Linked DNA regions of Homo sapiens: region 2 is linked to region 1. A link is an interaction called in ENCODE POLR2A ChIA-PET data of the cell type or tissue named here. Cell type or tissue: OCI-LY7. All regions are shown on one strand. Each heading gives the region's core, and the rest is flanking DNA. Links, peaks and the distances in the headings are about the cores only.

The links. Peaks named below come from ENCODE experiments on the same cell type or tissue, not always from the same donor. Only the 100,000 strongest peaks of a DNase experiment are listed, where the experiment ranks them.
Region 2: POLR2A ChIA-PET joins it to region 1 with 23 read pairs; 2 of 35 experiments call an interaction of 5 or more read pairs at or near these places.

Annotation. Positions count from the first base shown.
Region 1 is chr1:234,980,804-234,996,337 of GRCh38, forward strand. No RefSeq gene overlaps it. Among named protein-coding and RNA genes, the nearest start is that of LINC03108, 7.8 kb to the left of the region's middle. RefSeq lists enhancers at 5,657-6,196, 6,159-6,453, 6,197-6,736, 6,737-7,276. In OCI-LY7, for the core only: no CTCF peak of the experiment used is centred there; DNase peaks (open chromatin) are centred at 3,778 and 7,028; H3K27ac peaks cover 1,667 bases.
Region 2 is chr1:235,126,226-235,138,272 of GRCh38, forward strand. TOMM20 (translocase of outer mitochondrial membrane 20) reads right to left here and starts at 2,612. Exons shown (of 5, transcript NM_014765.3): 1 at 2,370-2,612. The coding sequence starts at 2,490. It overlaps RBM34 (RNA binding motif protein 34), which reads right to left. Exons shown (of 11, transcript NM_015014.4): 7 at 11,866-11,949; 8 at 11,652-11,715; 9 at 9,809-9,848; 10 at 9,427-9,545; 11 at 4,958-5,772. The coding sequence ends at 5,488. It overlaps SNORA14B (small nucleolar RNA, H/ACA box 14B), which reads right to left and starts at 1,712; the gene lies at 1,578-1,712. LOC105379283 (a long non-coding RNA gene) reads right to left here and starts at 1,976. Exons shown (of 2, transcript XR_949295.4): 1 at 1,404-1,976; 2 at 694-744. RefSeq lists enhancers at 2,340-2,559, 2,790-2,889. In OCI-LY7, for the core only: no CTCF peak of the experiment used is centred there; DNase peaks (open chromatin) are centred at 1,646, 1,996 and 2,706; H3K4me3 peaks cover 3,203 bases; H3K27ac peaks cover 2,471 bases.

The DNA of each region.
Region 1 (15,534 bases), core at 3,449-11,448:
ACCACCCTCAGAAACAGATCCAATCCTGAGTCAGAGAGGAAGCAGACACTCACTGAATCACGCATCCACTTCCTCCTACCCACAGCCGCTCAGCCAAGACCAGCAGCCGCTTCCAAGGGACAAATTAGTGACTGACACTCGGAAAAGTTGATGCTGTAAAGGAGAGCAAGCAGGGCGCCACGCACGCGGTGTGAACCACCAGGACCGAGTTTACTGTGGCTCCCCACCCCCTGCATTTTTCAGAGTAAAACTGCACATTTTGTAACAGCCCCTATCCTGTCCTGCACTGACCTTGGCTGTGTTATTTTTCACTTCCCTGTTCAGAACACAGCCACACTTTCCAAATGCCATGAATCATCACCACCGAGCAACGGCCATTTAGCAAGGCAGGAAACCACTGCGCACCAGGCCTGGAAGGAGTAGCTCCCTGCAGTGGGCCTCTCCCACCCTGGCTGTTCGTCGTGGCAAGAGTCCACCACGGAGGCTGGCAGGGCAGAGTTGCCACCCCATGTTCTCAGTTTCTCCACCATCGTCCCTGGGGGCTTCCAGTTCCCCCTTGCACTAGGTCACAGGCAGCGTTAGCCATCTTCTGACTTTCCCGAAGCCTCTCTTGGTTGCATTGGCTGAAATGAAGCTGTCACCTTCCAATCTCGGAAGGGAGAGAAATTCTTGGTGACATTGGCTGAAGTGAAGCTGTCATCTTCCTATCCCAGAAAGGAAAGAAATGGGGAGACCCATTCGAGACCAAGGGAGGCCAGGCGCCATGGCTCACGCCTGTAATCCCAGCACTTACGGAGGCCGAGGCAGGCAGATCGCTTGAGTCCAGGAGTTCGAGACCAGCCTGGGCAACATGGTGAAACCCCGTCTCTACTAAAAATACAAAAATTACCCAGGCTTGGTGGTACATGCCTTTAGTCCCATTTACTTGTGGGGCCGAAGCAAGAAGATCCCTTGAGCCAGGGAGGTCAGGTAGATTAGATCAGGTGGATCTTGCACAGACATCAACAAGACATGGGACGTGCATTCTGCCTGCAAGTGGCCTTGCAGTTATAGGCAAATGTCATCCTGTCATCCTTTATGACCAGAGCCATGCAGGCTTCTAGATGCCATTCAACCAGTTCCTGAAAGTAGTCACCGGTGAGTCCATAAATCAATCAATCAACAAAATATTATTACCCTCAAATGGTTATCAAACTGTTCTGTGCTAGGCACCTGGCACCATGGCTCTCTGAATAACATATGTCTGCCTTCATGCCAGCCTTAGTTCCTCATGTAGTAATGATATCCTCATATGAAGTCATTATTTTTGCCTCTATTTAACCATAAACAGTACCATTCAAAAGTAAAATGATCTAGGAAAGGCAAATCAATACAACAATAAAACATCAGTTTTAACCTATCAGATTGGCCAAAACTTTAAATATTGTCAATGGCTAGTGTTGGCCAGAGAGTGTGGAAATGGGAACTCTCCTTATTATTGGTAGATGTTTAGTGTTATACATTTTCTGGGAGAAATTTGACCCTGTACATTAAAATTATTCATGAGTACTCTTTGTCTTCTTAATTTTAAAACTAGGAATTTATTCTCAGTTGAGCCACCAGAAAAAAATTGCACAGATAGTCATCACAGTGTGGCAAATAAATCTAAAAAATAAATAAAGCTGAAACAACCTAGAAGTGATTGAGTCAGTGACTTATAGTATGTTTAATCATATGCTATGCAACCATTAAACATAATGTTGGAAATCTACATCCAAAGCCATAGGAAGATATTCACATGGATCATTCTGATAGATAAAAAGTAGGAGCTGATACAACATTTGCAGCCCATTTATGTAAAAATGTTGTTGTGAGGGCGTATTCATAAAAGAGACACCTGGAGGCTTATCAAATCGTTGACAGTGGTCACCTCTGCAGAGTGGGATTTGGGGATGATTTTTACTTTCCTCACATTTTCTGTATGTCTTAAAATTGCCTACAATACATATGAAGCATACTTACAGTCAGAAAATATACACACATTGGCCTGGCGTGGTGGCTCACGCCTGTAATCTCAGCACTTTGGGAGGCCGAGGTGGGTGGATCACCTGAGGTCAGGAGTTCGAAACCAGCCTGACCAATATGGTAAAAACCCGTCTTTACTAAAAATACAAAAATTAGCCCAGCGCAGTGGCATGCACCTGTAATCCCAGCTACTCGGGAGGCTGAGGCAGGAAAATCGCTTGAACTAGGGAGGCGGAGGTTGCAGTGGGCCGAGATCATGCCACTGCACTCCAGCCTGGGCAACAGAGCAAGACTCTGTCTCAAAAAAAAAAAAAAAATTTAAAAAGAGAGAAAATATACACACATTTCTTTTCATTTTAAAACCAAATGCAACACAAATCTAAAAGCTGTTTGCCTAACAGATCATATCTGTGCAAGATAAGTTTTACATGTTCTCTTTCTGATGGAAGATGTTTCTGCGGACATTCCACCAGAAGGTCGTGGGTCCTAAGCTGTTTTTCCAGAGCTCTGATAGGCTGAACTGAATTATGTTCACACTCTCTTACGCAGCCCCTGTGTGGCAACCTGATGGATCAGGATGGCTGACCAGGGGTGGAGGGGTAGAGACAGGGACATGGCAGAGTTTTCTCCAACAGGTGCCAAGTATCCAGTGTGGTAATCAAATCCCAGCTTGGAATTAACTAAATTAACTACCACAGACCTCTCTGGGTGGCCAAGCAAATTCAGACGTTTTGAAAATATATAACTCACAACCTCTCTCTCTCCTCAGCTCCAGAAATAAATTCCAGACCCTTGGAGATCACAAAAACCTAAAGCCAGAAAGATCCGTAGGCAGTCATGTATTTTGGACTCCTCGTTTGACGTTTGAGGGAACCAAGGCTCAGAGAAGTGAAGTGACTTACTCAAGGTCACACAGCATAAGGGTGGCAGACACAAGAGAGCTTGTGTCTCTTCATCTGTAATCCAAGGTTGCTTTTGCTATAATGCATCTAGCACCAGTACAGTGGGCAGGGGTGGGTGTTAGTGTGGAAGATGTCCTTCATACCATCATAAACGGTTCCTGTGAGGGGTCCAGAATATACTATGATGGCCTCTGGCCCTGTAGAAGAGTCTAGTTAGAGTTACATGTGAGCATTCTTAACCAGAAAGTCATGTATTTTTCTGAAAGGGGATAGAGAGAGAGCTTTCACTATATTTCAAAGGGGTCCCATCACACAAGGAAAACTAAAAATGGATGAACTAAAGCATGGGTTAGCAGATGTTTTCTATCAAGCTCCATCGAGTAAATATTTTGGGCTTTGCAGGCCGCATGGTCTCTCTCCCAGCTACTCAACTCTGCCCTTGTACTGTGAAAGCAGCCATTGATCAAATGTGAACAAACGGGCATGGTTGTGTTCCAATAAAGCTTTATTTACAAAAACAAGCTGTGGGCCAGATTTCGCCCAGGTTTGCCAACCCCAAAACCTAAGGATCCGATCAACTTCCTTTCTATTACATTAGATGCTGCTTGCCCCTGCTCTCGGGTGAACTGAATGACATCCATATTCCTGGCAATGGATCCAGCACTTAGCCAGGGACCACCAAGGAAGTGGAGAGGCACATAAAAGGCATTCGTTTCACTTTTTCATTAAACAACAACTTCTTTGAATTCCTAATTGGAAACTTTCACACAAGAATCGAGGTTGCTGCAACTCATTTCCTGCTGCCCTGCTTGCAGTGTATTTTCAGCAAAATAATTGTTGAGTGTGGAGGCTGACATTTGACCTCTGGTGGCTGCCAGCAACATACTTTGCTGACTCATTTGCATATATGGTGTTCGAAACACACTGGCACATTCTTCCCTTTTCGCATGAAGCCCAGACGTCCTTGATTAACTGGAGACTAAAATAAGATCTCAAGGTGGAGCGAGGCTAGGAGGGAACTGGAGATTTTTTTCTCCTGTTGTGGCCAAGGAGCACTTTTTTTTTTTTTTTTTTGAGACTGAGTCTCACTCTGTCGCCCAGGCTGGAGTGCAGTGGCGCGATCTCGGCTCACTGCAGCCTCCGTCTCTCGGGTTCAAGCGATTCTCCCACCTCAACCTCCCGAGTAGTGGGGACTGCAGGCGCGTGCCACCACACCCGGCTAATATTTTATTTTTAGTAGAGACGGGGAGTACAGTGGCACGATCTTGGCTCACTGCAACCTCCACCTCCTGGGTTCAAGCGATTCTTCTGCCTCAACCTCCCGAGTAGCCAGGACTACAGGCACGTGCCACCACACCCATCTAATTTTTCATTTTTAGTAGAGACAGGGTTTCACCATGTTGGCCAGGCTGGTCCTGAACTGCTGACCTAAGGTGATCCGCCTGCCTGGGATTACAGGTGTGAGCCACCACGCCCAGCCCAGGGAGCACTTTAATGCAAGTTGAGAAGTACTCAGCACCTCCTCTGTTACCGGGTCAGGCCTTGCAATGTGTACAAAGCACCGGGCCTGGGATCCAGGACATTGGTCCTCTGCATTTGTCAGATCCCATTTGTCCTGGTGTCCCCTGGGAGACATGTCACTCTCCTGCTCCACAGACCCTCACCCACCTACAACCCTTGGGCCTTGCCCCTTCCAAATTCTGGTACCAAAAGGACTGGGTCAGTTGGTTCTAAAAGTGAGAGGCAGGTGAAAAAAAAGTTTTTCCATTTGTGCAATGATAGTTGTGAATACTCTCTGACCCTATGCAGCAGAAATCCCATCTGTGGATAATAGCTTTGGGGTGCAAATGCCTTCTCTGGGCTGTTTTAGACCCCATTCCATGCTTTGGCATTAGGACATACACAAACACACTTCTCTAAGGGACACAAGAGGTAACAAAGCCCTCCTTCCAAGAGGACAGTGGAGGAGGGAGAGACCAGGCTGGCGTCAGGCCAGCAAGGAGCCGGTATTGAGTCCTCCACTCTGTCTCCCACCTGGGTGTCCCAGTCCCTGGACAAGCTGGCTCCTGCGGGAGGCCCCCATTTCACATCTCAAGCGGCTTCCAGAGGATTCAATGAGCTATTTTTTTCCTTTTTCTCTTGTTATATAAAAATTATAGGAGGCCATTGTTTTGAACCAAGCTCCCACACTAGGCCCCAACAGACCAGACTAAAAATCAACATGGGCCAGGCACAGTGGCTCACACCTGTAATCTCAGCACTTTGGGAGTCTGAGGCAGGCGAATCCTTGAGCCCAGGAGTTTGAGACCAGCCTGGCCAACATGGTAAAACCCCATGTCTAGAAAAAATAACAAAAATTAGCAAGGTGTGGTGGTGTGCACCTGTAGTCTCAGCTACTCGGGAGGCCAAGGCAGGAGGATCACCTGAGCCTGGGAGGTCAAGGTTGCAGTGAGCAGAGATCATACCACTGCAACCCAGCCTGGGCACCAGAGTGAAACCCTGTCTCAAAAAAAAAAAAAAAAAAAAAAATCGGCCGGGCGCGGTTTTTACAGGCTCAAGCCTGTAATCCCAGCACTTTGGGAGGCCGAGGCGGGTGGATCACGAGGTCAGGAGATCGAGACCATCCTGGCTAACACGGTGAAATCCCGTCTCTACTAAAAATACAAAAAAATTAGCCGGGCGTGGTGGCGGGCGCCTGTAGTCCCAGCTACTCGGGAGGCTGAGGCAGGAGAATGGCGTGAACCCGGGAGGCGGAGCTTGCAGTGAGCCAAGATCGTGCCATTACACAACAGCCTGGGTGACAGAGCGAGACTCCGTCTCAAAAAAAAAAAAAAAAATCAAACTGGAGTCACCCACGCTAAAGTTCCATACCACCAAACCAAAACAAGGTTGTTATCTGACCTTCTGAGAATGGAGAGAGAGAACAGCCAATCTCCCAAAAGGCCCGTTTAAATCTTCAATCAGAATGATAATGAAGTTCTTTCTGCTTTAATCCTACCACAAAAAAAGGTAGCATGAAGTCACCCAAGGTTAACTAACGAGTTATTTTTCTATTGTTCTATCTCCCTGTGCCCTCCTTACAAGAACAAGTAACATTGAAAAGTAACTAATACAATCTTTGTTCCCTGTTTCTGTTTTCTTCAGTCCTTCTCTGTCTACAAAGCCAACCTCTTCAGCTCAGCTCAGGGAACACTTATTCCATTGTGTGGAATGAAGTGTTGTTCGATGCCAGAATCACAAATCAAGACAATCAAGGTCTTTAAGCTAAATTTTTTGTCATTCTGGTTTTTGACACTCTTTTCTACCGGGACCTGTTTCCCAGCTTTCTCATGGAAAATCCCTGAGCCGGCCACTTCCTGTTTTTGTTTTGCTTTTCTACCCCATTGGTGTACCCTTTGACCTTTTGTCCCTTGTCATGATCCTCCATCTCAAACTGGGAAACCACGCATAGATCAAATCCCCAGCCCCAAGCAGCTAGCTCTGTGCCGCGTGTACTAAACAAATCCTTTCTCCGAGGGGTCCTCTGAGTTGCTTCCTTACCTACAAATGGGATGCTGAGAAGACTTAGGCATTTGTTTTGGGCTCTGCTGGGCTCCCTACCCTGTGTCGTGATGCCCCCAGCAAAGCCCTAGGCAGGGGTGGATGCCGGGGTGCAGGATCTCTACATGCAAACTTTAGTAACAATCATTGCTGAGTTCTGAAACTTCTTGATCCACTTTTATTTGGAGCTAGAGGTTCTCTTCTGCTTTGTTTTGACAACTAGACTGGCTAGACTATGGCCTGGTGACGCCTGTTCTTTTTCCTTCTTTTCTCCTGTTTTGTCCCCTGCCTCTGGGCCCGGCATTCCTGGCATATTTGGAAAGAGTAGGAGCTGGCCTGAGGCCACTTTTCCGAGTATCTTCTCAGCCCTGCAGTCCCGTTTCCAACACACAGTCTCTTTGCTTTTGTTTATTCTGCGTTTCACACTCCCAGTCAGGAGCCAGTCCCACAGGCAGGCCCAGAGATCAGACTGCACAGGCGAGAGGGCTGGAAACTCCAGGGTCCTCACCGCCTCTGCAGGTGGAACATGCAAACCGGTCAGACAAAGGAGGGGTTAACCTTGTACCCATCTTATGGGGAATTTCCCCAAATACATCTGGCACCTACGAAGTGAAAGGGAAAAAAGAACCCCACACAGTAAGCCCCACTGCCTTTGAGGATTTACTGCCTGGAGCATGGTCCACTGCAACCTCATTAAGGGCCCAAAGTTAAGCACTATTTTCCCTTGGTCTCTGTCTCCCCGGCTGACCTTCGCTAGCACACTTTACCCCTCCAGCCTCAACTTTCCTCTCTCTGGAGGCGCCTAAAGAGGCTTACAGAGCAAGGCGCTTCCAGCCAGGGCTCAATCGGGTGGTACCTGGGGTGACCTCATTTTCTGTCAGGCCCAGCTAGGCCTGTCTTACATCTTACCTGGAGGAAAGGTCAACACAATTCATAGCAGAGGAAAACCTGAAGTTTACTCTAGTCTCTAAATTGTTTTCAAGTTCCCATGGGGGAAAGAGATTGATTCATTTTGTTAATAAGCAAAGGTCTTATTTTTCCACCTTTAGTCGTATAAACGTCAAGGGGGAAAAAAAGGCTTTGTATTCAATCAAAAGACAGTTCCAGCATTTTAAAAAAGTCAAGTGGAGATGAAACAGATGATCTTCCAGGAAAAAAAAAAATAGTCTTAACTCCCAAATTATAACACCTTAAATTATCTCATGTTTAATTCTAGCAACAAAGACCTCAGTGTTTGCCTGTGTTAAAGAATAGTTAAAAGCATAGAGTGTTAGGAGCTACAGCCAAGATTCTTCCAGGTTTCTTGTGCCCTGCAATGAATCAAACCACTGGCCCAGAAAGGCCTTTAAATGGAGCCATAATATCAAATTCAGAGTTTCATAGCAGTGTGACTCAGTAATAGCCAAAAGATCAGCAGATGCATGGATAAACCAAACGTGGTAAATCCACACCGTGGAATATTATACAGCATTAAAAAGGAAGGACATTCTGGCACTTGCTATAACATGGATGAACCCTGAAGGCATGATACTAAGTGAAATAAGCTGGTCACAAAAGGACAAATACTGCATGATCACAAGTATTTGAGGTTCCTAGAGTTATTTCTGTTTTGCAAAATGAAAAAGTTCTAGAGACGGGGGTAGTAATGGTTGTACAACAACATGAATGTGCATAACACTACCGAACTGTATACTTAGAAATGGTTAAGATGGTATATTTTATGTTGTCTATATTTTACCACAGCTTTTTAAACATTTAATTAAATGTTTTAAAGTTTCCGAGTCGCGAATAAAGAATCTTGAGTGACTAAGCCTTCTCCTTCTCTGTACATGCAGAGCCGTGTATATACAGCTCTTTTCTGAGAACCATTGATTGTGCCTTTAATTTAGAGTCAATGCAGAGTCACAAATGCACCCGCCCACTTTTCTGCTTCAGAACTTAGCCTAAGCTACCACATCCTCCATTGTAAGGGAGAGAAAGGGCAGTTCTTTGCCCTGTTTGACTAATGGAAAAACCAGAGGTCATGGAGGTTAAGTAACTTGCTCAAGGTTAGGCAGTTCACAGGGGCTGCCCTCAGTTAAAAGTTCCTGGTGGAGCTGTCTCCAGATTTATAGCCCCCCAAAGCATTGAATAAACCTGGGTCAAAACCAACGTGTGTGGGTGGAGAGATTGGAGTGGCATTCCAGGACCGATTTTCCAAAATGAGCTCTAAAATCAGTGCCATGTGGACAAAAGCAATCCAGAAGGACATCACATTTGTTCATTCAAACAGTGTTCATGGCAGGGCACAGTGGCTCAGGCCTGTAACACCAGCGTTTTGGGAGGCCCAGGTGGAAGGATCACTTGAGCTCAGGAGGTCAGCCTGGGCAACATAGGGAGATCCTGTCTGTACAAAAAATGAAAAAGCATTAGCTGGGTATGGTGACTCATGCATGTAGTCCCAGCTACTGGGGAGGCTGAGGTGAGAGGATCGCTTGAGCCCAGGGGGTTGAGGCTACGGTGAGCCATGATCACGTCACTGCACTCCAGCCTGAGCAACAGAGTGAGATCCTGTCTCAAAAACCAAACAAAATGTAAATAGTGTTCATGGAGTTCCTACCGTGGGCTGGGCTCTCTGCAAGACACAGCATCCATGCCTGGGTCCCCACCGAGCTTGGGGCAGGGGAGGAGGCAGGATGCAGGCCTTCAACAACCAGTTGCAAGACAGGGTGGCAGTGCAGAAATGGAGAAAGTGGTGAGCACAAAGGAGAGTTCCAGACCTACCTGGAGAGGTGGAGCCATCAGCTGAGACCCGGACAGGTGGGCACTAGGGCAGGTAGTACGTGGCGCGTGTGCAAAACACCCGGGACACGGAGAGCCTGGTGACTTGCAGAGAACCCTCCCTCTGCTCTCCCACATGCCCTGTTTTTCCTCAACACTGATCATTCCCGTTTTCCTATAAACATGCTATTCTGTCTTCCCTATTTAAAAAAAAAAAACAAAAAAAAAAAAAACTAAGAATTCCGCATCTGTGCCAGCTATCTCCTTTTATTAGCTTCCTGGGGCTGCTGTTACAAAGTACCACGGACTGGATGGCTTAAACAACAGAGACTGACTGTCTCCCAGTTCTGGAGCCTGGGAGTCCAAGATGAAGGCCTTGGCAGTGTCGATTTCTTCTGAGAGTGTGAAGGAGGCTCTAAGCCCTGGCCCCTCTCCTGGCTTCTGGTAGCCTCGGGCGTTCCTTGGCTTGGAGATGGCTGTCATTAACCTGTGTGTCTTCACATCACCTTCCCTCTGTGTGTGTCTGTGTCTGTGTCCAAATTTCCTCCAGTCATATTGGATGAGGGCCCTCCCTAATGACCTCAGCTTCATCATCATCAGAGACCCTATTTCCAAATAGGCTCACATTCACAGGTACTGGGGGTCAGGTCTTCAGCATCCTTTGAGATGGACACAATTTTTCCCATAACACTCTCCATTGCTCTGTTCTCCTTTGTAACAAAAAGCCCTCCAAAGAGTCTTCTAGACTCAGGGGATCAACCACGGGACCCACTGAGCTCACTCTGTGGTCTTCAGGCACCCCTCAAATTTGTATCTCCAGCCTCAACCTCACCCCAGAGCTTCAGACTCATATACCCTCATCCCTTAATTTAGTAAACTCAGAGCAAAGGCCACCAGACATCCTGACTCCACTCTTCCCTTCTCCATCCGCCACCCCTCACTCAGAGAGGATGGCTTAAGCTTCAACACCTGCAACCAGGACTGTGCCTTCTTGCCACCTCCTCACCATCGTCTCTCCCCTGGAGCATGAAAGGAAACTTCTCACTGCTCTCTCTACTACCACCCACGTACTCAGTCCCAACACAGCAGCCAGAAGGTTATTATACCTCCTGGTGTGCACTTAAACCCTCCCATCACATCCCAAATAAGAGTCAAATTCCTTAGTGTGGCCAGCCAGGGCTACCTGGCTACCAGTCAGCCCCTCTGCCTGTCACTCTCCATGTTTCTCACACAGCTCTCACCACCCAGGCCTTCTTATTATTTCTCAATTACTCCAAGCTCATTCCTACCATAGGGCCTTTGCACAGGCTTTTCGCTTTCAGCTATAATGCTCCTTCCCTTTACTGCAGGGGCTAACTTCACTCCATCTCAGCTTCACTCTCATCTCCCCCGGGAGGCCCTCTTAGACCATCTCTCCTAATACTCACCCCTCCCAGATCACTCTCCATCCCTTACCTTGCCTTATTTTCTTCAGTATCACCTACCACTCTATGCAATTAAGTTGTCTATTTATTCAGTTATTACCTGTCATCAGTCTAGAATGTAAGTTCCATGAGGGCAGGAACATGTCTCATTCACGCAGGGTCTTCAATGCCTGTAACTAATGTTTGTTGAAAAATAAGGACTTTGGGCCTGGCATGGTGGCTCGTGCCTGTAATCCCAGGACTTTGGGACACCAAGGTGGGCGGATAACCTGAGGTCAGGAGTTTGAGACCAGCCTGACCAATATGGCAAAACCCTACTAAAAATACAAAAATTAGCCGGGTGTGGTAGCACATGCCTGTAATCCCAGCTATGGCTGAGGCAGGAGAGTCACTTGAACCTGGGAGGCAGAGGTTGCAGTGAGCCAAGATCATGCCATTGCCATCCAGCCTGGGCAACAAGAGTGAAACTCCATCTCAAAGAAAAATAAGGACTTTGTTTCAGGAGCAATGGGGAGACTGTAAGGGTTCAGGGAGAGGAGTGACAACATCAGTGTTTCATTTTGAGAGTTCCCTCTGGTTACTGCATGCAGAAGAGACGAGGCAGGGCCAATACCCAGGCGAGAAGCAGTGCACCAGCCCCTATGGAGGTTCAGGGGTATCTGGTAACCTGGAGAGTCTGAGGATCCCATGGTCTTGAGTTAAATCTCTCTGGGACTTCAGGCAAGTCAGTAAGCCCCTGCACACCTCAGATTCTTCATATGCTAAATAATGTGATATGAATTCCTGCTACAGTTGGCTCTTAGTATACGAGGGGGATTGGTTTCAGCAACCCCATGTATACTCATATCTGCACATACTCAAATTTGCAGTCAGCCCTGCAGAATCTGCAGGTATGAAATGTCCCCCTGCTCTATATGCAGGTTTCACATTCTGTGAAGACTATATTTTCCATCCGCATTTAGTTGGAAAAAATCTGCGTATAAGTAGATTCACATAGTTCAAGCCCATATTGTTCATGGGTCAACTGTATAGAGAGTTGGGGGGCAGGGATTAGAGGAGACTCTGCTTATAAAGCTCTGAGCACATGGCCAGTGTTCAGCCAACATCAGCTATTGTCTTTTTTTTTTTTTTTTTCTGAGATGGGTCTTACTCTGTCACCAGCCTGGAGTGCAGTGGCGTGATCTCGGCTTACTGCAACCTCCGCCTCCTGGGTTCAAACAATTCTTGTGCCTCAACCTCCCAAGTAGCTGGGATTACAGGCACACACCACCACACCCAGCTAATTTTTTTTTCTTTTTTTTTTTAAGACAGAGTCTCACTCTGTTGCCCAGGCTGGAGTGCAGTGGCACGATCTCAGCTCACTGCAACTTCTGCCTCCCGGGTTCAAATAATTCTCCTGCCCCAACCTCCCAAGTAGTTGGGACTACAGGCATGTGCTACCACGCCCGGCTAGTTTTTTGTATTTTTAGTAGAGACAGGGTTTCACCGTATTAGCCAGGATGGTCTCGATCTCCTGACCTTGTGAGCCGCCTGCTTTGGCCTCCCAAAGTGCTGGGATTACAGGCATGAGCCACCATGCCCAGCCAGCTATTATCTTTATTGGAATTGAACAGACATGGAATTTACTGGAGGTGAGGCATGGGAGGAAGTAGGATATGGAGGAAGAAGCCCAAGGTACCAGCCTGAGAACCAGGGTGAAGGGTGCTGCTGTTTATGAAGCTGGGGTGCTGCAGGGCAGGAGCAGGTTCAGGAAGGGAGATGGCCTTGGGTTCCGTTTGGGGCATGTGGAGGTGGGTGCACCTGTGAGACCTCAGGTCCAGAGCTGAGAAGGCTGGGTGGGCAGAAGATGGTGATTTGAAAGTCATATGGGCATAGAAATGGTATTGGAAGCCACAGGGATGATTTGAGGGGTGAATGCAAGATTAAATGAGAAATGTGCCAGGGATAGAGTGCTAAGAACACCCACAATGGCTGGGCGCGGCGGCTCACACCTGTAATCCCAGCACTTTGGGAGGCAGAGGCGGGCAGATCATAAGGTCGGGAGATCGAGACCAGCCTAGCCAACATGGTGAAACCCCGTCTCTACTAAAAATACAAAAATTAGCTGGGTGTGGTGGCGAGTGCCTGTAATCCCAGCTACTTGGGAGGCTGAGGCAGGAGAATCGCTTGAACCCGGGAGGCAGAGCTTGCAGTGAGCCGAGATCACACCACTGTAGTCCAGCCTGGGCAACAGAACGAGACTCCATCTCAAAAAAAAAAAAAAAAAAAAAAGAACACCCACAATTAAAGGAACAAGTTCTCCAACAAAGGATTCTCATAAGTTGTGGCCTGAGGGGAACAGAATAAAAAGCAACAAGGTGTCATGGAACTCAAGGAAAAGGGACCTTCATGAAGATGAAGGGAGAAGTCAGCTGTGCCTGGTGTTGGTTTTTCCTTTCTAGAACTAAAAGCCAGAATGATTGACAAGGCCCCCCAGTGATGGGGACCATGGTCCATTCACTCCCAGCAAACCTTGGGGAAGAGGATGCAGCGTGGAGGTAGCCTGTGGAGGAGGATGGAATCCTGCCTCCTGCCAGGGTCTGTCCCCAGCCATACTGTGGTGGTTTCATTGCAAATCACCAGGTCCTGGGTCTGACACTTTACTTTCCCTGTTCCTGCAGAGTGACGGTCACGCAAGCTGATCTGAACCTCCACTGGCTTCTCAGACTCAAACCAAGCACTTCTCTTCCTGGGATCACGAGTTCTATTCAGAGTGGGCCCTGGAGGCCTTCAAAGCTGGGCCCCAGGTTCTCACGGTGAACTAAACTTTCTCCGCAAACCCCCTTGGCCCCACACCTGGCTTATCTGGCTCCAGCCCTGAGCCACCCAGCACTGTCCCGATGTAAATACGTGTTCAGCAGAGACGCACAAGGACTGGCAAGGATGCCTCATACTAGTTGATCCTAAATCTAAAAGACTATGTTTTTGCTACATTCACTCACATGCATCACACACCTGTAGGCACACATGAACACATACATGCACACACGCACACATTTTCTTCCAGTTTAACTCATGCTACTTAGAGAACCAGCTAGAAGGTGAGCTTTCTCCTAGGCCCTCTCATTACAGATGAGGACACCCAGGCCCCAAGAAGCTCAGCGTTTCACCAACAACCCTTGGCAGTGACGGTGAGTGTGTCATGCTGAACCCCTCTCCCTCTCTCTCACCTCAGTGCTCCTTTTAACTTCCTCTCTTTATTTTATTTCTTGCCAATTCATGCCCTGCCTTCCCTCCAGAACTCAACCCTGAACCTTCTCCCACCGGCACAACCGTCTGTAACCAGCCCCTGCTAACTCCTCAGAACGAGTGGATGCCGGAGAATGTTGACTTCCTCCCAAGAAGAAAGTGAAGGAAGCAGAAACCTCCTGTCAGCCAGATCCCACCAGGACCCCTTCCCACAGACCCACTTGATGCTGCCTCTCACGGCAGCAGGGGAATGCTTGGTGGGGGTGGCTCTGCTTCTCATAGCAAAGAGAGAATTCTTGGAGGGCAGAGGCTGTCCTCAATATATTTTCCACCTGGTCCCCACCCTCTAACCGGTGTTCTGTTAGAAATGCGTGCACCACACATGTCTCTCAGAGGCCAGGCGGGCTTCAGGGCTACCAGGGCACCTGGATGGGCTCCACCCCATGCCCAGAACCTCAAGAGCTCTCTGTCCTGGAGGGAGTCCACTTCCTCCGAACTTCCCAGGAAGCCATCCAGCCCACTGACATCCATCAAAAACAAGCTCCCTGGGCAGGCTGTGCTTGGAGGAAGGATCCTCTAATGTAGCATCATCCCTATGGGGGAGACCTGAAGCAGACTGTTTTCAAAGTAGTTTTTCTATCAAGGCCTGGGCAAAATGCATTCATTAGAAAAATCAGAGGTGGAAGGAAGCTCATGAACTCATCAAGGTAAACAGAATCTGCAGTTGGTTTACAATCGTCTCTCTGATATCCCAGGAAAAATATATCTTACAGTTTATCTTAGGGATGCCATCAGAGAAAGGTATATATGTATAGGTGTGTGTGTGTGTGTGTGTGTGTGTGTGTATGTGTGTGTGTGTGTATATATATATGCATATATATGTGTATATATGTGCATATATATGTGTGTATATATAGGTATATATGTGAATATATAGGTATATATGTATATATAGATATATATGTGTATATATGTATATATAGATATATATGTATATATGTATATATAGATATATATGTATATATGTATATATAGATATATATGTATATATGTATATATAGATATATATGTATATATGTATATATAGGTATATATGTATATATAGATATATATGTATATATATGTATATATAGGTATATATGTATATATAGGTATATATGTATATATAGAGATATATGTATATATAGGTATATATGTATATATAGAGATATATGTATATATAGGTATATATGTATATATAGAGATATATGTATATATAGGTATATATGTATATATAGAGATATATGTATATATAGGTATATATGTATATATAGAGATATATGTATATATAGGTATATGTATATATAGGTATACGTGTATATATAGGTATATGTGTATATATAGGTATATGTGTATATATAGGTATATGTGTATATATAGGTATATGTGTATATATAGGTATATATGTGTATATATAGGTATATGGGTATATATAGGTATATATATGTGTATATAGGTATATGGGTATATATAGGTATATATATATGTATATATGTATATATATACGCACACACATAGATATACACCATATATCTGTGTATTAATCCTGTTTATATATAAATCATATATATGTATATACTATGTGTGTATGTATACATATGCATATATACAAATATACACCTGCTCATATACATATA
Region 2 (12,047 bases), core at 1-8,000, 140 kb after region 1:
TCCACATTCCAGCAATTCTGCCTCAGCCTCCCAAGCAGCTGGGACTACCGGCGTGCACCACCACACCCGGCTAATTTTTGTATTTTTAGCAGAGTGGGGGTTTCACCATGCTGGCCAGGCTGCTTGAACTCCTGACATGAGGTGATCCGCCCACCTCGGCCTCCCAAAGTGCTGAGATTACTAGCGTTGAGCCACCACACCCAGCCTCAATTACCTGTGAACAGACTGCAAGATTATTCTAAATAAATTTTACAAAAACATCAAACAACAAAATATTTCTACTCATAAAAATATCTCATCCGGACGCGGTGGCTCACGCCTGTAATCCCAGCACTTTGGGAGGCTGAGACGGGCAGATCATGAAGTCAGGAGTTCGAGACCAACCTGGCCAATATGGTGAAACCCTGTCTCTACTAAAAATACAAAAATTAGCCTGGCATGGTGGTGTGCGCCTGTAATCCCAGCTACTCAGGAGGCTGAGGCAGAATTGCTTGAACCCGGGAGGCGGAGGTTGCAATGATCCGAGATCACCCCACTGCACTCGAGCCTGGGCGACAGAGCGAGACTCAAACAAACAAACAACAACAACAAAAAATCTCTAGCATTCATCAATTACCATGTGTGAGGAACAGGACTAAAACTCTACACTATACCATTTTACAAAAAGGGAAAACTAAAGCTTGAAGTTACTTGCCTAAAGTTACTGCTGCAGCTAAGTAATTCACTGTAATCATTAGGTTGCCGCTAAATCCAGAAAAAACAATTTTAGATTGAAAATGATGGAGAAGTTATTTTGAAATAACATTCCTCCATTTGTCTAAAATGATAGCTCTTGTTTCTGCAACAGGACTTCAGGGTTTCCAACGGAAGATAGGGTTAATCCATTCTTTATAACTCTGCATTTGTACCAAAGCCCCCAGCTGTCACCCATTTTGGCAACTACAGGACAATAACCCGAAGGCAGAATGACCACCAGCATTTATGGAGGAGCATTTCCTATGTCAGAAAACGTGGAAGGCAATTCAAACATCTCAACCTTCACAAGATCAACAAGAGGTAGGTGGCATTACCTGATTTTACAACTACAGAAATTAGGATTCAGAAACCCCAAATTATGCCGCTAACCTGGCCCTAGAAATTCAAGGTCTGAATGTAAAACAGTATTCTATTAGTCTGCCTAGTCATAAATCAAATTATGTCTATATCCCTTCCCTCCTAAAACATAAGAAAGCTGGAACTAGATGTCTGATTCTTAGTGCTAGTAAGATCAGCGCTGCAGTCACTGCTCACACAGGGCTACTGAACACTTGAAATGACTTAGTATAGCTGAATTAAACCGTAACCACTGTTACTTAAGTAAACAATAATCCCTTCTTTGTACCCCTTGGGCTTTAGTAACTTACGTATCAATTTTAATTCCAAAAACTAATTTGGCTGAACAACCAAGATAAGCCAAAAAATATTTCTTATTGCAACAAATTTGCTCTTCAATGATGCGAATGAAGATTCTCCGAAAATTCAAGGTGGATCACAACGGTTTTCATGACACGATTCCCCTCTGGTAGACCTCTCTTAAAAGATGTCGCAGGTATGAAATAAGACTGAGCCACGGGAGAAGCGCAGCCCTTTGGACTCCCCTGCAATTTCTATAGCATTCACTCATATCTTGGAAGCACTTAGAACGAAGCTACCAAGAGGGTTTAAGAATGCAGCAATGAGCCAGGCGGATCATCTGAGGTCAGGAGTTCGAGACTAGCCTGACCAACACGGTGAAACCCCGTCTCTACTAAACACAAAAAATCACCGGGCGTGGTGACGCCCGACTGTAATCCCAGCTACTGGGGAGACTGAGGCAGGAGAAGCGCTTGAACTCGGGAGGCGGAGGTTGCAGTGAGCCGAGATCGCGCCACTGCACTACAGCCTGGGCGACAGAGCGAGATTCCGTCTCAAAAAAAAGAATGCAACAATGATACTGCACTGAGCATGCGGATTTAGCCTCAGACTAAAATTTGCGACAAAAATGCACGACTTTTTAGTTAAGAGTAGAGGTTTAAAAAGATGAACGACAAAAAAAGAGACAACCTCCTCCCCAGGCCACACACACCCGAGATTGCAACAGAAATCAAGAGTGCATTTGCACGGCTAAAGTGTCTGGGGAAAACAAAACGGGAAAAATCCTTCCTCCAAAATGGAATTCCTACGGGGCACTAGAGCCCCCGGAGCGGCGCAGCCAGCGCCATCGCCTATTGAGGGCCGCACCACGCGGTCGCCCTGCGCGGCCCACAGGCTGGTGGGAGGCAATGACCCCTCCTGTGAAGGGCGGCGGCCGAAGGCAGCAAGCCTGGCCAGGGGAGAGAGGACCCACTCACGTTCTCGAAGCCTGTTCTTGAAGTTGGGGTCACTTCGTCTTTTGCGGTCGAAGTAGATGCAGTACCCAATGAAAAGGGCCCCGCATACACCGGCGGCGATGGCGCTGTTCCGACCCACCATCTTCTCTACAACGCTGAGCGTGGACGGTGGCGGCAGGGACCGCGAAGGAGCGGTGGGCCACGAACCCTCAGAGCGGTCGGCGCAGCTCACACCCGACGGCCGCGGGCCAGGAACACAGAAAGGCCGAGCACACGCCACTTCCGGTCCCAGTCAACTAAGGGCCTCGAGGTCGTCCGCGGCAGAGCCTGAGCAGAGGCCCAGAGCGCGGCTCCTGCGCCTGCGCAGTGGGCGAAGCCGGCGTTTCCCCTGCGCCGCTGGGTGTACGCACTGGAGTCGGGAATTTGCACGTGACCACGGACTTTTTTTCATATCCGCCGACCATGCTGTAACGAGGCGTACGCGTTACTGGCGTGCACGTACTCAGAAGACTAGCTGACAGCCTTGTTTGTGGCAGACAGAGATGCAGGGTCCCAGACTGCGAATGCTTCATCTTGTCTAACACAGGCAGCCTGTGACTTGTTTGAATTAAACTGTACTTTCTTTTCAGGTTGCCACAATCCATTGTGCGTAGTGGTTCCATTTCAAAAGAATGTTACAGGATAGCCTCATTTTATGATAACTGGAATAAAATTAAATGGAGTAATTTCTTGAAAAATATACACAATTGAAGAAAAAATAGAAAACGTGAATTGTTTTATAGCCACACGAAAACATACACATGATCAGGCCAGGCGCGGTGGCTCACGCCTGTAATCTCAACACTTTGGGAGGCCGAGGCAGGCGGATCACTTAAGGCCAGGAGTTTGAGACCAGCCTGGCCAACATAGTGAAACCCTGTCTCTACTAAAAATACAAAAATTAGCTGGCCATGGTGGCCGGGGCCTGTAATCCCAGCTACTCTGGAGGCTGAGGCGGGAGAATCGCTTGAACCAGGAGGCAGAGGTTGCAGTGAGCCAAGATCGAGCCACTGCACTCCAGCCTGAGTGACAGATCAGGAGTCCGTCTCAAAAAAACAAAATATATATATATATGATCTAACTTAAGATATTGACAAGGAAAATCGTGGGCAGAAAGCAGGCATTAAACAGACACTGTAAGTTGAGGGGTATCGAAGTCAAGCATCAGTGTCAAGAGACATTGGAACCAGAGCTACCTTACCTTGAATAGGGGCTGGGTAAAATGAGGCTGAGACCTATTGGGGCACATTCCCAGGAAGTTTGGCATTCTTGGTCACAGGATATTTACAGGGAAGGGAACAAGTTAATAATGTTTACCTAACAGACCCAGGAAATGTCCTGATGTCCTGATATCTTAAGAACAAAAGCATTCTTAGTTTAATTTTCCCTTTAAAGATAATATTGATCCTTGCAGAAGACAGTAGTTACACAGGATTAACAGTCCTTTGACAAAGACCAGGCAGTGTCTCACACCTGTAATCCCAGCACTTTGGGAGGCCCAGATGGGCGGATAGCTTGAGCCCAAGAGTTCAACACCAGCCTGGGCAACATGGTGAGACCCTGTCTCCACAAAAAAATTAAAAACTTAGCCAGGCGTGGTGGCACACACCTGTGGTCCCAACTACATGGGGAATGATGCGGAAGTATCCCTTAATCCCAGGAGGTTGAGGCTGCAGTTGAGTTATGATTGTACCACTGCAGTCCAAACTGGGTGACAGGGTAAGACCTCGTCTCAAAACAAACACACAAAAAATCCTTTGTCACAAGCTCTTGGAGTAGAGCTCATCTTCCTCATTTTTTTGCTGTTCAATACAAACAAGCCTTGTACCTAAGGTGGACATGTTCCTTCTCTTGCTTTAGGGTATGCACCATTCTACAAAGTAACCTTTCACTTTTTTTTTTTTTTTTTTTTTTTTTTGAGACAGTCTTGCTGTCACCCAGGCTGGAGTGCAGTGGCATGATCTTGGCTCACTATAACCTCCACCTCCTGGGTTCAAGCGATTCTCCTGCCTCAGCCTCCCCAGTAGCTCGGATTACAGGCATGTGCCACCACACCCAGCAAATTTTTGTATTTTTAGTAGAGATGGGGTTTCACCATGTTGGCCAGGCTAGTCTCAAACTCCTGACATCTGGTGATCCACCCACCTCGGCCTCCCGAAGTGCTGGGATTACAGGCATGAGCCACCGTGAGTGATCTTCTTTATTTTCTTAATAAACTTGTTTTCACTTTACTCTGTGGACTGGCCCCAAATTCTTTCTTAGGCAAGATCCAAGAACCCTTTGTTGGGGTCTGGATCTGGATCCTTTTCCAGTAACACGAGGTTGCATAATAAAGAATTTGGCTGGCCTTTGTCCCCAGTTCCTGGGAGTTCTAGCCCCTTGGAATTGATGAGTGATTCACTCCTGTAATCCTAGCACTTTGGGAGGCCAAGGTGGGAGGATCACTTGAGTCCAGCAGTTTGAGAGCAGCCTGGGCAACAAAGTGAGATACTGAAGCGACATCGTTTGGGGTAATACCCAAGGTTCATTGCTTCATGCCAAGGAAATCAAGAACTTGAGCACACACGGAGTAAGGTTAAGAGCAGAGGTTTAATAGGCAAAAGAGAAAGGAGGCTTGGGTGCAGTGACTCACGCCTGTAATCCCAGCACTTTGAGAGGCCAAGGCAGGTGGATCACCTGAGGTCAGGAGTTCGAGACCAGCCTGGCCAACATGGTGAAACCCCGTCTCTACTAAAAATACAAAAAATTAGCCAGGCGTGGTGGCAGGCGCCTGTAATCCCAGCTACTTGGGAGGCTGAGGCAGGAGAAGCGCTTGAACCCAGAAGGCAGAGGTTGCAGTGAGCCAAGATCACGCCACTGCACTCCAGCCTGGGAGACAACAGCCAAACTCCATCTCAAAAAACAAAACAAAAACAAAAAAACCTTCAAAGGTAGTATCACAATGTGAATAAACTGAGAATGTGGAAGTCTCCACATTTCACATACACCATCCATAAAGAAGTATAAAACTCAACACATGAATAGCAGACGATGCTATCAGCAGATAATAGCACTTTTATTAGCAGTACTCAGCAGGAAAAGAAAAAGCAGTTCCTGGTTGTTATTTCTGTTTTCTCTGTTTCTTAGGGCGTCCACTTTTCTTCTGTCCTTTCTTCTTCGTTTTAAGGAGAACAGCTTTTTCTCCAATAAATAAGCTTTTAGGATGTCCTTCTGCAGTTTTGGAAGTAAAATTAAGTCCCTGCTTAGGTTTACTGACATTCTTCAATCGTGGATTTGAATTTTGTTGTTTAAATTTTTCTTTATTAACAGAACGCATGACTCTGAGTTTTCTCCCCATGAGTTCAGAATTATTTAATTTCAGAGCAAGATGAACAGAATCTGTATTCTGCAAAAGAAAACACAATACATTAATTGCTACCAGAAACCCATCTGCAAAGAAACTAGTGAAAGTGTCACTTTAACAGATGAGAACGACTTTCAAGCTTGCACAGATAAGCCCCATCCAATCCCAGGTGTATCAGCTGCTGCACTCGAAGTCTCCTCATCACCATGCTCGTCACCAGTGTTTCCTCAGAAAGCACTCAAGCTGCCTTGTGAAATGTTCAGCTAAGTCACAATGCTACAGGCTTCGTGGTTTTTTTTTTTCATTGTAAAATGAGGTTCTAGACTAGATTAGTCATATGCAATATTGGCTTTTTTTCTTTTTTCTTTTTTTGAGACGGAATCTCGCTCTGTTGCCAGGCTGGAGTGCAGTGGCACGATCTCGGCTCACTGTGACCTCTACCTCCTGAGTTCAAGCGATTCTCTTGCCTCAACCTCTCAAGTAGCTGGGATTACAGGCGCGGGCCAACATACCCAGCTAATTTTTGTATTTTTAGTAGAGACAGGGTTTCACCACGTTAGCCAGAATGGTCTCGATCTCTTGACCTTGTAATCTGCCCACCTTGCCCTCCCAAAGTGCTGGGATTACAGGCATGAGCCACCGCGCCTGGCCCCCATATGCAATATTTTAAACGAATAAACCTCCTTCGTATAGCCATCTTTCTGTCAAAGCCCCATTGTATTAGCTGACCAGAGGGCAGGGAACGCTCCATTACGAGATGTTGGACTAGACACCCTCTAGGGTTCCATTTAGATCCAAAATTCTGTTATACTTCTGTTCCAATATAGAGCCATTAATGCTAACAACCCTGAATATCCATGAGATGTTTGTTAAAGGACTTTAGAAGCTTATCAAGTAATAGAAGAAAGGGAGCAGACAAGCAGAAAGGTAACTACAATACAGTAACAATGGCAACAAACGCTGTGACAATCTTTCTAAAAAAGCTACCAGGCAATTCTCATCAAGAGTCTTCAAAATGGTAACACATCTTAACCTAGTATATCCTAATGGGGATCTATCTTAAGTAATCTACAATCCAAACTTTTGGGGAAAAAAACATAACCAGGCCAGGCGGGGTAGCTCACACCTATAATCCTAGCACTCTGGGAGGCCAAGGCGGATAGATCACTTGAGCTCAGAAGTTGGAGACCAGCCTGAGAAACATGGTGAATCCTGTCTCTACAAAAAAATACAAGAATTAGCCAGACATGTGGCACACACCTGTAGTCCTAGCTACTCAGGAAGCTGAGATGGGAGGATCGCTAGAGCCTGGGAGGCAGAGGCTGCAGTGAGCTGAGATCGTGCCAAAGCACTCCAGCCTGAGCAACAGAGTGAGACTCTGTCTCAAAAACAAAAAACACATAACCACTGCAATTTCATTATTACAGGGAAAAACAGAGAATTCTACCAAGGTCCAACATGAGAGAAATGACAGTATAAACTCTGTTATATCACTCAATGGAACATGCTTACATAACAGAAAACAACATAAAATAAGATGTAAATATAATTTAAGTTCACAGAGACAAGTTCAACTATAAAAATGGCAGCACAAGGAAAAACTGAAAGGAAATGTAGTAATGGGTTGTTACTGAGAGAAGAAAAATTTATGACATCACATAGTATGTACAGTCAGCTCCCCAAATCCGTGAGTTCAGTATCAGAGGATTCAATCAACTGCAGATAGAAAATACTTGAAAACAACAAATAATATGACAATAAAAAAATTTATTATATATAACAATATACATTCATGCAAATGTGCCATTTTATATAAGGGACTTCAGCATCTGCAGATATATATATACTGTTTGCTATGTGAGAGGGATCCTGGAACCAATACACCGTGGATATCAAGGGATGACAATAGATTATTTTTTTGTTTTGAGATAGGGTCTCACTCTGTCAGTTCGGCTGGAGTGCAGTGGTGCAATCATGGCTCACTACAGCCTTGACCTCCCGTACTTAAGCAATCCTCCAGCCTCAGCCTCCTGATAGGACCACAGGCGCTGGCCACCATGACCAGCTAGATTTTTATTTTTTAATTTTTCTTTCTTATTTTAAAACAGGGTCTCACTCTGCCATCCAGGTTGGGTGGCTCACTGCAGCCTCGACCTCCCAAGGTTCAGGTGATCCTCCTACCTCAGCTCCTCAAGTAAATGGTACTACAGGCATGCACCACCACGCCCAGCTGATTTTTGTATTTTTTTGTAGAGGCGGGATTTCGCCATGTTGCCCAGGCTAGTCTTGAACTCCTGGGCTCAAGTGATCCACCTGCCTTGGCCTCCTAAAGTGGTGGGATTACAGGCGTGAGCCACCGCACCCAGCCTTACTTGTATATTTTTTTGTAGAGTCGGTGTCTACCTATGTTGCCCAAGCTGGACTTGAAGTCCTCACGTTAATCAATCCTCTCGCCTCAGCCCTCCAAAGTGCTGGGATTACAGTCACGCGTCAACATGCCCGGCCTGTATATTCTTTTACTCCTTAATATTGTCAGGCATGAAACACTGGTTAAAAATTAGCGAACTAAATATAACTAATTTTGTACAAAGAATAAAACTTTCTTATACCTTAATGTCAATTATTTACTCTATCATACAGAAGGTAGAGAAGATTCAGTGATTTAGTACTTCTAATATCCAGGATCAAAAACATTTAATTAGTATGAAGAAAGAACTGGGACATCTTTTGGATAGGTGCAGTTGTAGCAATATATTATGGCAGGTTATAAATTCAGTTCTCGTTTTCGGGTTTTTTTTTTTTTTTTGAGACAGAGTTTTGCTCTTGTTGCCCAGGCTGGAGTGCAATGGAGCAATCTCGGCTCACCGCAACCTCTGCCTCCCGGGTTCAAGCGATTGTCCTGCCTCAGCCTCCCAAGTAGCTGGGATTACAGGCATGTGCCACCATGCCCAGCTAATTTTGTATTTTTAGTAGAGATGGGGTTTCTCCATGTTGGTCAGGCTGGTCTCGAATTCCCGACTTCAGGTGATCCACCCGCCTCGGCCTCCCAAAGTGCTGGGATTACAGGCATAAGCCACCACATCTGGCCGGTTTGTTTTTTTTTTTTTGAAACGGAGTCTTGCTCTGTCACCCAGGCTGGAGTGCAGTGGTGTGATCTCGGCTCAATGAAACCTCTGCCTCCCAGGTTCAAGTGATTCTCCTTCCTCGGCCTCCCAAGTAGCTGGGATTACAGGTATGAGCCACCACATCTGGCTAATTTTTAAATTTTTTGTATTTTTTTTTTTCCCCCTTGAGATGGAGTCTTGCTCTGTGGCCCAGGCTGGAGTGCAGTGGCACGATCTCGGCTCACTGCAACCTCCACCTCCCGGGTTCAAGCGATTCTCCTGCCTCAGCCTCCTGAGTAGCTGGGATTATAGGCACCTGCCACCACACCTGGATAATTTTTGGACTTTTAGTAGAGACGAGGTTTTACCATGTGGGCCAGGCTGGTCTCAAACTCCTGAGCTCAAGAGATTCACCCGTCTCGGCCTCCCAAAGTGCTGGGATTACAGGCATGAGTCACTGCACCTAGCCCAGTTTTCTTAAGATGGAATTTGAGAATGGAAGTGAAAGTTATGTCTCAATGATGACATGCAACAGTGTCAATGCCTCCCAGGGCACTTCGAAGGACAGTGACAATGCATTAGTCTCCCATACCTCAAAGAGCACATAGCCAAACCCTTTGCCGATGCCTGTCATTTTGTCTCTCACAATCCTCACGGCCATGATACTTCCACAGTCCAGAAAGTGCTTCTCAATGGCAGATTCTTCAACTTCTGAAAACAAATTCAATCAAAATGGAAGTAAAGAGTTGGGAGCCCCTCAGAAACATGGAGTTGTTTAATAATACAGCTAGTTAAGCATGGTCCCATGAAAATAAGCCATTATATTGCACACTTTTTAGTACATGTGCTGCCACGGCAAACACATTGCATGCTTTAAAATTAGTCTTAAATCAAAACATTAAGTTACTACTCAGTTCTTATTTCCTTGTTATTTATTTAGTAATATTAACTGTACTTTGTTTAAACAAACTTACTATAAGGGAGATTCCCCACAAAAACCGATCTCTTGTCTCTCTGAAACAAAAAGACAGTTAATAAAAATCACTCACTAGACCAGAAAATGGAAGTCATCGAAAATCCTCCCTATCCCTCCTTCCCCCCATATCTGACAGGTCACCCATCTTCTAATTTAACCACACATCATGTTCTTTGATTCTGTTTCTTCTGTCTTCCCTGCTGGACTGTGTGTGGGTACCAGAGGAGGGGAGTGACCTTTTGTTCACAGCTGGCACTGACACACGGTAGGGATCAGGAACGGACTGCTATATTGGGAGCATGCCAACTTTTTCTGTAAAGGGCCAGATAGCAAATATTATAGGCTTGGCAGGCCATGTGGAATCTGCTGCAACTACTCAACTCTGCCATTATACCTTGAGAACAGCCCTTGGATAATACACAAATGAATGGATGTCGCTGTGTGTCAAAAGAAAACTTCATTAACAAAAAAAAAGCAGCACGTAGATTTGGCTCTCTGCCATAGTTTGTTGACCCTGTACTGGGTCCCCAAGTCAAGCCAGGGCTTTCATCCAGGTCGTTGTCATTTCTCCACTAAGTTCCTTTGATATCGACAGAAATGCACTCTATGTTTCTGTGGGTGAACTGTTATAACTGTCCTTCATTCATTTCTAGGCACCTTTGTCAAGTCCAAATCTGGTCATGTCACTCTTAGTTTAAATTTTTAGAATAGCTCCTGAACAAAATCCAGACTCCTCTGTGTGAAGCACGGTAGACAAGGTCTTCATGATTTGGCCTCTGCCTATTTGTCCAACAGCAACTCTTACATACCTCACCCACCTAATAATTGTACCAAGCTCTTGCCATCTCCTGAGTGAATTAGTTTCTGTCCTCACCATTTATACTGTTTTTCCTCCCAGACATGGCCCTCAGCCTTTACAACACTTTTGGTCTACATAAGCCTTCTCTTCTTTCTTTTTTCCCCCCGCTTCTCCACAGGGTAAGGTCTATCTCCTCATCTTTCAAGACTATTATGAAATTTATTCCCCTGGAAACTTGCCTTGTCCCTTCTTCCTGGCATATCCCCAAGTCAAGTGTCCCAATGCTGAGCTGACAAATCATCCTGTGCATTGATGATAGTACTTATACAACAGTGACATGACCTGTCACTCCAACCCTAACATATACTGTCAGCTCCTAGGAAGTTGAGACTATGTCTTAGAACTGCATCTCTGACAGAGTGTGTACTAAAAACTGTCTAATGAATAATTGAACTTTCTAGACCTCGGTCTATAATGTGTTAGACCAGATGATGTCTAATGTACCTTCTGACCTAATTATGCTTATTTGAAGAGGACTATGTTTTTGTTTCTTTTTAAGAAACAGGGTCGCCCTCTGTTGCCCAGGCTAGAATGCAGTGGCACGACTACAGCTCACTGCAGCCTCAAACTCCTGGGCTCAGGTGGTGCTCCCACCTCAGCCTTCTGAGTAGCTGGGACTGTCGGCATGCATCACACACTTGACTAATTTTTTTTTTTTTTTTTGTAAAGGCAGGGTCTTGCTACATTGCTCAGGCTGCTCTTAACTCCTGGGCTCAAGTGATCCTCCCGCCTTGGCCTCCCAAAATGTTAGGATTACAGGCATGAGCCATTGTGCCCAGCCAGGACTACGTTTTTGAAGGGAATGTTGACCTCGGTCCTTGTGCCTCTCTTGCCATCAACTCTGTAACCACAGAGGACATAGGCTGTTTCCTTCTGCGCTTCCCTCACATTGCTGATTCCAGTCCCCTTCCAGGAAAAGCCTGGAAGGAAACATTTCTCTCTACAAAGCTCTCGTTCTTTAAACAAATCAAGTACTACTTACAGATGAGGTCTCAGATGCGAGATCAACTCTAATACGAAATCCATCTGCAATCTGGGCCCCATTTCTGTATTATAAATACAAAGGGAAAATGGTTGTTAAAAATGAGCACTCGATTACTAAAACATCTATGCTAAAGTGAAACCAAAGAATAAAAAAAGTACTCATACATACTTATAGGACAATTATTCTGTTCAAACCTAAGGGATAAAATTACCTTTTCAATGCTTGCGTGGCAGCACTCTCCTCCTTAAACACAACATAGGCATTAATATTTTTCTGATCAGGATGAATTTTACGTCTACACCAAAAAAAAAAAAAGAAAGAAAGAAAAGAGAGACAAGGTAAATTTCTTAGCCTCAAAGTCACTAGAAAAAAATCTAGCTGTTTTCAACTCTT